2 separate regions of the Homo sapiens genome follow, and region 2 is linked to region 1. The links are chromatin contacts, found by Hi-C in ENCODE. All regions are on one chromosome and are shown on one strand. The core of a region is the stretch at or near the end of the contact, and the rest is flanking DNA. Distances in the headings are between cores, read along the strand shown.

Region 1 (5,119 bases), core at 389-2,888:
TTTCAGGGCCCAGCAGTCAGGGGGAAACTTCTCAGAGTTGGTCCTTTCTTCCTCCCTCCCTTCCTTCCTCCCTCCCTTCCTTCCCCCCTTCCTTCCTCCCTTCCTTCCTTTCCCTTCCTTCCTTCCCTCCTTCCTTCCCTTGCTTCCTTCTGCTAGCTCTCAGTATCTAGGCCCTATGCAAACGACTCAGCTCAGTTCACCCTCAGAGAGCTGCATTCTAGTGGTGGAGACTTGAAAACTGATCCTTAGGGCACAGTGGCATGGGTTACACGGGGGGAGTGACAGTGCGGTGGGACACGGTGAAGAGACTTTGGAAAAACTAACCCCTGTTGGGGAAATAAAATTAAAGACAAAATCCCCTGCCAACGCAGAAAACCTCTTCACAAGGGTAGAAAAGAAAGAAAACAGTGTTATTATTGAATAAGCATTAAACCGGAATGTGATACACTGGTGATCCACTAAAGAGACTGCAAAGAGACAAAAATCTTACTCTTTTATGTAGCAAAGTGAATACAACTTACTGTATCCATTTTCTCAAGATAAACAATAACTGGTCCTCAAGCAAGAGGACTTGGCTGCACCTCACTCTAAATTTACCTGGTAAGTGGGAAGCCACCTGTGTCTGCTAATTGCCTTTATCCAAAGGAAAAATCGATTTCCCCTATCTTTATAACAAAGGGTAGGTTGCAACTAAGAGCTAGGCACCAACTGAAGTTAGGCTCCTACCCTCCCACAGGAACTGAGAGAGAGCACTATCTTCCTTAATTATTACATTTCAAAGGGTTGGCCCCCAGGTCCTTGAGAAAAACATTCCGGGGTTGTAAAACTGGCAAGAGGTTTATTTACCTTTTAAGAAGATTTACATTCATCGCAAAGCAGTAGAGAAAGTATTCACAATTACAAGTTTTCTAAAGTAAATGCTCTCAGAAAAGTGAGGGGAAGGAGTCTTTTCCCTTTTTGCGCCAGGGAAAATTAAATTTTCTTTTTCTTCTAATTTGTATCCACCCTTACACCACTCATTTCACAAATAACGTCACCGTAAAGATTTACTAAATGCTCACTATATACCAGGTGGTCTGCATACAACTCAGTTAATCCTCTCAACAACCTAAAAGAGAGATATTGTTATTACTATCCCTACAGGGCCCACATAGGTTAAGTGACTTGCCCACAAGATCACATGTTGAGTAAATGGCTGAGTTAGGATTCCAGACCAGGACTGTGCGATTCCAAACTCAGCGACTTTAGTCTCCAGGCTACGAGGCTGCCAGAGACATGGCTGAAACCCAGTAGTAGTTCTTACACGGTCCCATCCTTGTCTAAGGGAGGGGTGAGGTGGGGTGGAGAGGGGATTGGGTTGGGGGTAGAAGGCTACCGCAGGCGCCATGGACCTCCCAAAATAACCCTGGCCCGAGGGCCAGGAATGAGATTAAGGACGGAACGCATGCCCTCCAAAAAGTGGCATTTTAGAATTTATACAGCACCCCAGCACGCTGCTAAACGTGGGCACACAACCACCACGGCCCGATCACGCGCAGCGGGAACCCGGTCTCTGAGCTCCGCCCCGTGCGTTGCGTCATCAGAGTCACGCCACCTAATCCATTCTCTCGGTCTTCGTCTGCTCCGGTATTGCAACTGCCTCGATTGGTCGATCCTGGGCCAGCATGGCGGCGCCCATGTAACCCGGTCCGTGCCGCAAAGCGAACGGCGGCCGCGGCGCGGGCCCCGCGGGGGTTAGAGGTCACCATGCTGAGGGTCGCGTGGAGGACGCTGAGTTTGATTCGGACCCGGGCAGTTACCCAGGTCCTAGTACCCGGGCTGCCGGGCGGTGGGAGCGCCAAGTTTCCTTTCAACCAGTGGGGCCTGCAGCCTCGAAGTGAGGAGCTGAGAAATGGGACGGCGGGCGTAGGGAAACAGGGTTCGGCGAAGATAGGGAATAAGGAAGCACAGGAGTAGGGGAGATATACAGCGGTCAGGATAAGGGGGAAAGGGCGGTGGTTGCGCAAGAGGTGAAACAAGATGTGAGAGACAAGGGGTAGGGAAGAAATGGGGCAGCGGTTAGGTTCAGAAGCGCATAGACCGTGGCGGACGGGCAATGCGAGGGGCACAGAAAGGAACTGAGGGGTGGGCTATTTAAGGAGATGGTCCTCAGCCCTCTCTTTTCTGCGTAGGTCTCCTCCTCCAGGCCGCGCGCGGATATGTCGTCCGGAAACCAGGTAGGAGTTCCTAAGGTGGGACTTGGGGCGGAAGAGAGACCTCCTGGAAGGCTGGGGTGGGTAAGGGGACCGATGTGGCGAATTAGAGCCACTAGATGAGGTGAGCCAGAGGTCCTGAGCAAAAGACCCCACGTCCACCTTACACAAAGCCCTAGGCCTGCAGCCTGTATGGGGACAGAGGGGTGTGAAGGGCGGGAGCAGGAGCTTTCCAGGTGAATGAGTGAAAATGAGCTTCCCAGAGGGAGTGCATGGCTGGCACCACCCAGGCCTACCTAGAGTATGGCACTTTGTGTCTGCGCTTCTGAGATGCAGGATGTAATTTCCCATTGCAACTCAGTATGCATAGTAGTTAAGATCCTTCTTATTAGGTAAATGATATGGGGCAAGGTACTTCCTCTCTCTGATTCTTATTTCTAAAATGAGTGTGAAAGTATCCATTTGCAAGGATTGTTAGGATTCAGCGATAATACACGAAAAGCACCCTTAACGCTGTGCTCAATTAAATATATTGATAGTATATATTAGAATTTATTATCTGGGGCCGGACGCGGTGGCTTACGCCTGTAATCCCAACACTTTGGGAGGCCAAGGTGGGCAGATCACTTGAGTTCAGGAGTTCGAGACCAGCCTGGCCAACATGGTGAAACCTCGTCTCTACTAAAAATACAGAAAAAAATTAGCCAGGTGTGGTAGCGCGCGCCTGTAATCCCAGCTACTCAGGAGGCTGAGGCAGGAGAATCGCTTGAACCTGGGAGGTGGAGGTTGCAGTGAGCCGATCGTGCCACTGCACTCCAGCCTGGGTGACAGAGCGAGACTCCATCTCAAAAAAACAAAAAAGAAAGAAATTATTGGCTGGACATGGCCCCAACATTTTGGGAGGCCAAGGCTGGAGGATCACTTGAGGCCAGGAGTTCAAGACCAGCCTGGGCAACATAGCAAGACCCAGTCTCTACAAAAAATAAAATAAGTAGAATTTATTGCTATTAATATATTTTTAATATAATTCTTTTCTGCCTCCCTATCAGAATCAACTTGAGCTGTTACAGACAGAAGAGGCCCATTAATGTTATTTGCATAGCAGGGTCTGACTGGAGAGGATAAGTCCATCTACTCTATGCCTCTTCCTCATCTCCAAGGGATAGCAGGGGTGCACACACCAAGACTGAGGTTTTCCTGTGATCTCTACTTGGTGCTTACATTTCAGGCATCGTACAGCTAGCTGCCTTTCCTCAACCCCCTTAATTCATACATGCAGTCAGCCAGCAAGTGTTTGTTGAGTGCCTAGTCTAGGCTGAGCCATGGGCCAGACTATGGTGGATTCCAAGGGAGTCAAACTCTGTCCTATCCACAGGAGGACCCATCCTAGTGGGGGATCTGAGAACTGTAGAGCCAGATAGGTGTGTGAAAGGTGCAGGCACAGTGTAGGGTCTTGGGAAAAGCCACCTACTCGCAACATGAAATATCAAAGCAGGTGCCCACGGAGTTTGCAAAGGAGAAACTGAGCCGAGAGATATCCAGTGCTTTGCTTGAGACCCTGAATGTCCCTTCTGGAGTTGGAGAGTGGGTGAAAAGAGCCAGGTCTGGGAGGGTGGGCAGCGAGAGTTGACTCTGGGTGTTTTCTATCCCCATATTTACTTGACAGCCCAGTCTAGGCTGGATGATGACCCACCTCCCTCTACGCTGCTCAAAGACTACCAGAATGTCCCTGGAATTGAGAAGTAAGCAGGAAGAAACCTAGTAGAGGAGGCAGGGGGCCCTGGGAGGATTGTCGGGGAGTGGGGAAAGACAGTGGCTTTGAGACTTGGCTTGCTGTAGCTGAAGCTTGATCTAGAAGGAGGCAGGGGCCCAGGTGTCCAGGTGTGGTGAGGGTGGGTGGTCAGCAAGGCAGATGGCACTCATGGAGCTCGGCTACTTGGGGGTTTTTTTGTACTCTAGATGAACACCCTGTACCACTAGATTCCAAGGAGCTAACATACTTCACAGGTCTTTGTAGAAATCTCTCATCTCTTGTTCCTCACAAAAGCTGTATGTCCCCATTTTATAGATTTTCAAGCTGTCCAGTGTCATACAGTTCTAAAGGGCAGAGCTAGAGTTTGAATCCAGGGCTGACTGACACCAAAGCCAGAGGCCCTCTGCTCAGCTCCTATGCAGTGTGGTGGGAGCTGGTCAGTCCCTCCCACTGTGCAATTTAACTTGAAATGTCTCAAAACAGATTGAACCATGTTGTAGCTAAAATGGAAATCCTCTCCTTGCCCTCCCTGTGATGAGACCGGAACAGTCGAGCTGACAGCCCCAGTTTCTGTAGTTTCAGCCCAGCAAGCCAGATCCACACTGACTTTTAATCCCTGGGAAATGGCTCCCCACCTCCAGGGAGATTCATTTGCTACAGAAGGAATTTTTCAATCATCTTTGCTTTTCAAACTAAAATGAAACCAGCATTGCTTTCCTCTCTTCTCCCCCAATGTCTGTCTCATTGCTGTGGTTTATCCACAGGGTTGATGATGTCGTGAAAAGACTCTTGTCTTTGGAAATGGCCAACAAGGTGAGCAGCCTCTGCCAAGCCTCAGCCTCCCGCAGTCTTCTCCTCTGGGACTCCCTTCTACCCTGATTAGCACCCCGCATCTCATGCTTCTCCAGTCACAGCACTTAGCCCACTGTCATTCTGCCTCCATTTGTCAATATCCCTAGACAGAGCATCTTCAGGGCAGGGACACTTTTGTTCCCCCACCATACCCCTAGCACCTGACAAACAGGTGCTCAGTGAATGAATGAATGAGCATAAATGAATGAGCAAGCTTTGGGGACATTCATGCAACAAGTCATTTCCTCTGTCAGTGGCTTTGGCTTTGGGCTCACCTGGATGTGGATAGCCATGTGGTTGGTCAAGGCCACAGTGAGCAGAG
Region 2 (5,399 bases), core at 1,869-4,368, 1.2 Mb before region 1:
TTGACTACAGCCTCTTGAAGACCCGACCCAAAGGCAGCCAGCTAAGCAGTGCCCGGATTCCTGATCCATGTAAACTGGGATAATAAATGTTTTAAATCACTAAGTTTGGGGGCCATTTGTTCCACAGCGATAGATAATCACTACAACAAAAAAACCTCCCTTCATTTTTATATAAATGCTAACATACCATATACCCACTTTTGCACCTTGTTCTTTCTTACCGTATCTTGGAGTTCATTCTATATAAAGAGCTTCCTTACATTGTTTTAAACAGTTGCATAGATTTCTGTTGTGTGGGTAAACCATAATTTACTTAAAATAGCTCCTTAGGGTGGACATTTGTTTCCAAAGTCTTAATACCTATTGGTTTTTATAGTAGCAACCCGCCTGTACTCCCACTCTTGTTCATTAGGCCTCCCCTCCACCACCTGGAATTTTCCATTTAGCTAACCCCATCACCTTCCAACAACAAAAAATAAATTGTCAGTATTTTTTACTAGAATCACTAAATTGATAAACGAATTCAGGGAGAGTCACCACACTGGGAATACTTCTGGTGCTCCTCCTTTATGTATGCCACTGGCTTATGGATGAAGACACCAATGTGAGTTCTGTTCTGTTTTCCCTCAGCTGGGTCAGAACCCCTTTCTCTGTCAGTGTAAGACAGTCTTGGGATGAAATGAAGAATTTTGGTTTCCCTCTATCCTGTCCCTCCCCATCCACATCTAGAAACTGACCTTCAGATTCTTCTCTCAGAGTAAGTGTTGTCTCAAGGTGCTGGGGTGCCTGGGCCCTAAAGAGAAGGTCTCCTGCTTGCCCAAGGAGAGCCTGGGCTTTATGGGGACTGTATTACACCAGACTTTAATTGGGACGAGAAGCCAGGTACCTTCCCAACCTGCTCAAACACTGGATCATTTATAATTCCATTTCCCTATGAGAAGGGAGGAAGAGTGCACATTTCAGGGAGCAGGTTTGGGGATGAGGGGAAGGAAGGAACCTAGACCTGGGTTCAAGTCTCAGGCTCAGCCTTTAGCCAGCTGTGTGATCTTGGGCAAGTAATTTCCTCTAAGTCTATTTCCTCATCTGTATAGTGGAAGTGATGATATGTCCTTACAGGGTTGTAAGGTTTAAGCGAGAGGAGATAGTGAGGGCTTTGGGTACATTTGTGAGCATTTAAGGGATTGAAATTCACTTAAGCTTTATTAGTCACTCACTAAGTGTATAGCTCTGTGCTAGGCTCTTTAATATCTTTCTAAACCCTCAACGAGAATTGAAACAAGTATGCTTACTTCCATTAGGTAGATGAGGAGACCGAGACAGAGACCTGGTAAGCTTTCTAAATGCCCACAGCTTGTCAGTAATGTTGCCAGAATTTGCACCAGGGCTTGCTTGGTTCCGGTGAAAGGTGCTTTCCCCCACATCACTGTTGCCTTTCTGCCACAGAAGGCAAGAGCATGCCTAACATCTACTCAGCTGTAACAAGGGTGAGGTTTTCTGATACCCAGCCCTGCACAGGACATGGATCCTGCAGTGCAGAGCTACCTCCATCCAACTTGGCCGTGGCACATGAAGTATCCAAGCCTCTTCCAGGACAGCCGCAACCTTGCCAGTTACCCTTCCTTCTGACCCCATAGCCAAGAGGGTTGGAGCAAATCCTGGCGTGGTCTACCAGAGTCCTACACTTTTGCCTTTGATGCCAGGGCCTGGTAGGAGAAAGCCAGTGATTCTGAAGGAATGACAGGGGTACCCCTTCCAGGCACTGTCCTCCTCCCCATCCTTCCTGGAAGGCTCCTTCTTGGTTTCCACGTAGAGCAAAGTCATTTTTCCGAGACTGTAGGGCCCCAGCCCAGAGATTCTGGTCTAGTATGTGTGGGGAGGGGCTAGATATCTGCATCCTTAATAAGTACCCTTAGTTCAGTTGCAGAGTCATTCCTTAAGAAAGAGCCTTCATCCTGAGAAAAGGCAGCAGTTAGCACAGAGATTGATGGCTGGGTAGACTAGCCACAAAGACCGCACTTCTCTGGGGAAGAAACGCCTTCATAACTCCCTCACTGCACCTCTTTTCCCCTTTTTGTTGCCAGTCCTCAAGTCCAATGGGTACCTCGGCATTGCTCCCCTGGCCCCTCCATGCTGTTTGGGGTGGGATAGTCATAACTTATGTATATGGGGCTTTAGAGTCTGTCGCATCCATATCCATTCATTCTGAGGCCTCCCAGTGTGCCCAGCACAGAACTCATCATTAGCAATACAGAGGTAAATCAAAGAAGTCCATGATTTAGTAGGCCAGGCAGATCTGCAAGCTCTTCGTGAGAAGTGCTATTGTGAAGGATGTGTGGGGAATGCAGTGGATGGAGAGAGTGACTGATTGTTTTTGTGGGTTTTTGTGGGAGGCGAGATAGGGGAATGTGAGACTAGCTCCTCTGTGACTTAATTTCAGTGAGAGTCTTCCCTCTGGTCTCTAGTAGAGTAAGTGATGGGGGTGGGGGTCAGCCTGGCCTGCTGGCCATCATGTGAGCGGGGAGCAACCCTTTCTGCTCTGGCTCATCTCTTCTGATTGAAACGTGTGGAGCAGTTCTTAATTTGCACAGAGAGCCCAGACTAATAAATCCGCTACTCAATTGCAATTCCCACAGTGCGTTTATAGGCAACAGCTGACTTTTATCAGCTAGTTTGTTCTTTCATATAAGCAGAGTTTTATGAGGGTCTCCTGAGCTGGCTTGTAATGTGATGAAACGTCTGCAAAACTCAACCATAAATTCCTGGCACCTGCCAAGCAGAGGATGCTGTTTTCCAGGCACATTTTGTCCAGCTGGCGGCTCTGTCCCCTTGCCCAGTTTGCATTTTTGCACTTGTCTCTTTAAACTTGGATTTGTTTTTCAGTTCTCTGCGGCCTCTTTAAAGGCAACCGAAAAATGAGGGGTAGGAAAAAGGAACTAGAAAGTTACGTCTGTGCTAAAAATTACCCCTGGCTTATGTTGCTCTGAAAGCCAGTTTTGATCCCACTGTTGAAACAGAGACATCAGGCTTCCCTGCCACATGAACCCCAGGGCGGGGGACAGGAGGCCAGTGCCAGCCGAGCCCGTTATTAATACTTTGATTCTTTTCTGGGCCATCACCCTTTGTACTTGCCAAAGGCCCCTACCCTCAGTTGTCAGTTCTGTAAATTAAAGAAACAGCTCCGGAGGCCTTTTCCCCAGATGGTCTCCAGGCATGACATCTTTTCCCAGCATTTAGAGCTCCCCCAACACAGAGAGATGAAATTTAAATGCCCTCTGTCCTCCAAATAGGGCGAGACCTGGACTCTTGGAGAATGCTGTTTGGCTGGGGTGGACTGGGTCATTGGGAGAGCTACAAAGGCCTCAGTGGTGCAACTAGGAATGGTTGAGTGTGGCCCTGGCTGTGTCTCAGGATTACCCACCTGTGTTTATGGGTTCTCTTCATTTTGATCAGACCATTAGGTCAGAAGGCTCCTGTGGCTGCCCTTCCTGTGGCCTTATCCCCTGCTTGCTTTCCCTAGCCCACACTTCAGGGCTGGCTTCATGTGCCTGTGACCCACACTTACAAGGGTTCCCAAGGTTGGTTTCATGCTCTGCTGTCACTCTCGAAATTCTAAACAGTTTTCGAATGATTTTCCTTTGGCACTGGGCCCTGCAAATTATGTTGCCAGTTCTGCCCAGCTTCTCTCTGGTCCTACTGCTTGTAGCTGCCCCAGCACTGTGGACAGACCCTTTCTTCTCCAAGTTGAAGTTTGAGCCTTTGCAGAGCAGGTTAGTTACCCGTCATTGAGGCCTCTGGCCTTGTCCCCCTCCCAAAGGCTCCCTGTTATCCACTCTTCTGGCTACAGGCAATCCCTATTACGTGACAGTATCTCCACAGGCCCTAAAGAGGTGCCTGTCAGTCCCAACTCCCTAAGTCATCTGCAGCTGCTCCTGGCCCCTTCTTATCATTTTCCAGAAAAGATTTCTAGTCAATGCACTCTGCCTGGAAGAAGCTGCCTGCTCTTATGGAGGAGCTGGGGTCTTTGCTAGAGAAAACATCCCCTAACTGCCACCTCCACCTCAAAGGCAAGACATTGTTTCCTGCTACGGGAAAGAGACCCACTTTCTTATTTTTCCAAGCCCCACTCAGACACCATCTCCTTTTTGTTATCTCTTCTTACACCCCTAGATGAAAATAACCCTTCCTTTCTCAGCACAGTACTTGTACTTCCCTTTAACACTTAATTTTTAATTTTTTTAAAAAATGTAGAGTCAGGGTTTCACCATGTTGTCCAGGCTGGTCTTGAACTCCTGGGCTCAGGAGATCCACCTGAGCTGGGCTTGGTGCTTTGGCTCACATCTGTAATCCCAGCACTTTGAGAGACCGAGGCGGGCAGATCGCTTAAGCCCAGGAGTTTGAGACCAGGCAGGGCAACATAGTGAGGCTCCATCTCATAACTAACTAAATAAATAAATAAAAGAAATCTGCCTACCTTGGCCTCTCAAAGCTCTGGAATTATAGGCGTGAGCCACCACACTCGGCCTATTTTTTTTTAAATTTAAATCCAGCTCCTGCAGGATTTTATTTTTTTCTTATCCATTCTTATATCCCTACCAGCTCAGCAAGGGGCTCAGCCCCATTTGGGAATTGACCCAAGTGGTAGAAATGGTGCAGGGGCCTTTGCAGCTGCATGGCGTGGAGAAGGTGGGCTCTGCTCTACCCAGTGGGATGGTGCAAGGGGTGGCAGTGGTCTCTGACAGAGCTGGCTGGCTGCTGATAGCCATGGCCTCCTGTAAAGCTGCGGTATCCTAGAAAGATTGTGAGCTTCGGCAAAATCCTGTCTCCACCCACCTAGGATGTGGGCCTTGTGTTTTGCCGCTCTTACCTGTAAGATGAGTATAAGAAGACCCGACTCACTGAGCTATTTTGAAAATGAAATGAACTAATTCATTCAAACCACAGAGGATGAAGCCCAGCACCCAGTAGGTTCTTAATTAATTATAGGTTTTATCCTCCCCCTGGAGGAGGACTTGGGATTGAGGCCCATTTCCTCCTCTGTCAGGTGCCAGCTGGGCTGAGGGTGTAGTCACTGGCCACCTAAGAGCTAGGCTGGCTGATGGAAGTGAAACAAGGCAGAAGATGACCCCATCCCAGCAGCAAAGACCCACAGGCCAGGCTGGGCAGAGCATCCTCCCTTTCCCAGACCGCCTGGCTTGGGTTCCCTGGCAAGGCTGGCGGACCTAGATCCACCCGGCATTGCCACACTGGCGGAAATGGTGGTTACTGTTCGAGCCAAACCCTGGGACTGTGGCGACAGCCCTGACGGAGGCCCAGCCACCACATCAAGGACACGGCTCCACCCTCCTCTCAGCATCCCCTCCCACCTCAGGCTTCCCCGCCTCCCTCCTTCCCAGAGAACC

The links. Hi-C counts contacts between places; a loop is a spot of excess contacts on that map. Pooled maps may share reads with other maps.
Region 2: a loop to region 1 is called in a pooled map, with 2.7 times the contacts of the local background. The contact joins the enhancer-like site here to the promoter of MRPS15 in region 1. A Hi-C loop is called at or near these places in 1 of 168 maps with a recorded cell type or tissue (heart right ventricle) and 3 of 50 pooled maps.

Annotation. Positions count from the first base shown.
Region 1 is chr1:36,460,903-36,466,021 of GRCh38, reverse strand. It overlaps MRPS15 (mitochondrial ribosomal protein S15), which reads left to right and starts at 1,638. Exons shown (of 8, transcript NM_031280.4): 1 at 1,638-1,876; 2 at 2,172-2,216; 3 at 3,859-3,934; 4 at 4,710-4,758. The coding sequence starts at 1,747. RefSeq lists enhancers at 825-1,726, 1,483-1,732, 1,132-2,331, 1,727-2,630.
Region 2 is chr1:37,674,015-37,679,413 of GRCh38, reverse strand. No RefSeq gene overlaps it. Among named protein-coding and RNA genes, the nearest start is that of AIRIM, 14 kb to the left of the region's middle. Within about 2 kb of position 3,118, at least 5 of the 41 ENCODE cell types and tissues checked have a DNase peak (open chromatin) inside an H3K27ac peak, as active enhancers do; they include heart right ventricle, where a contact is called at or near this core.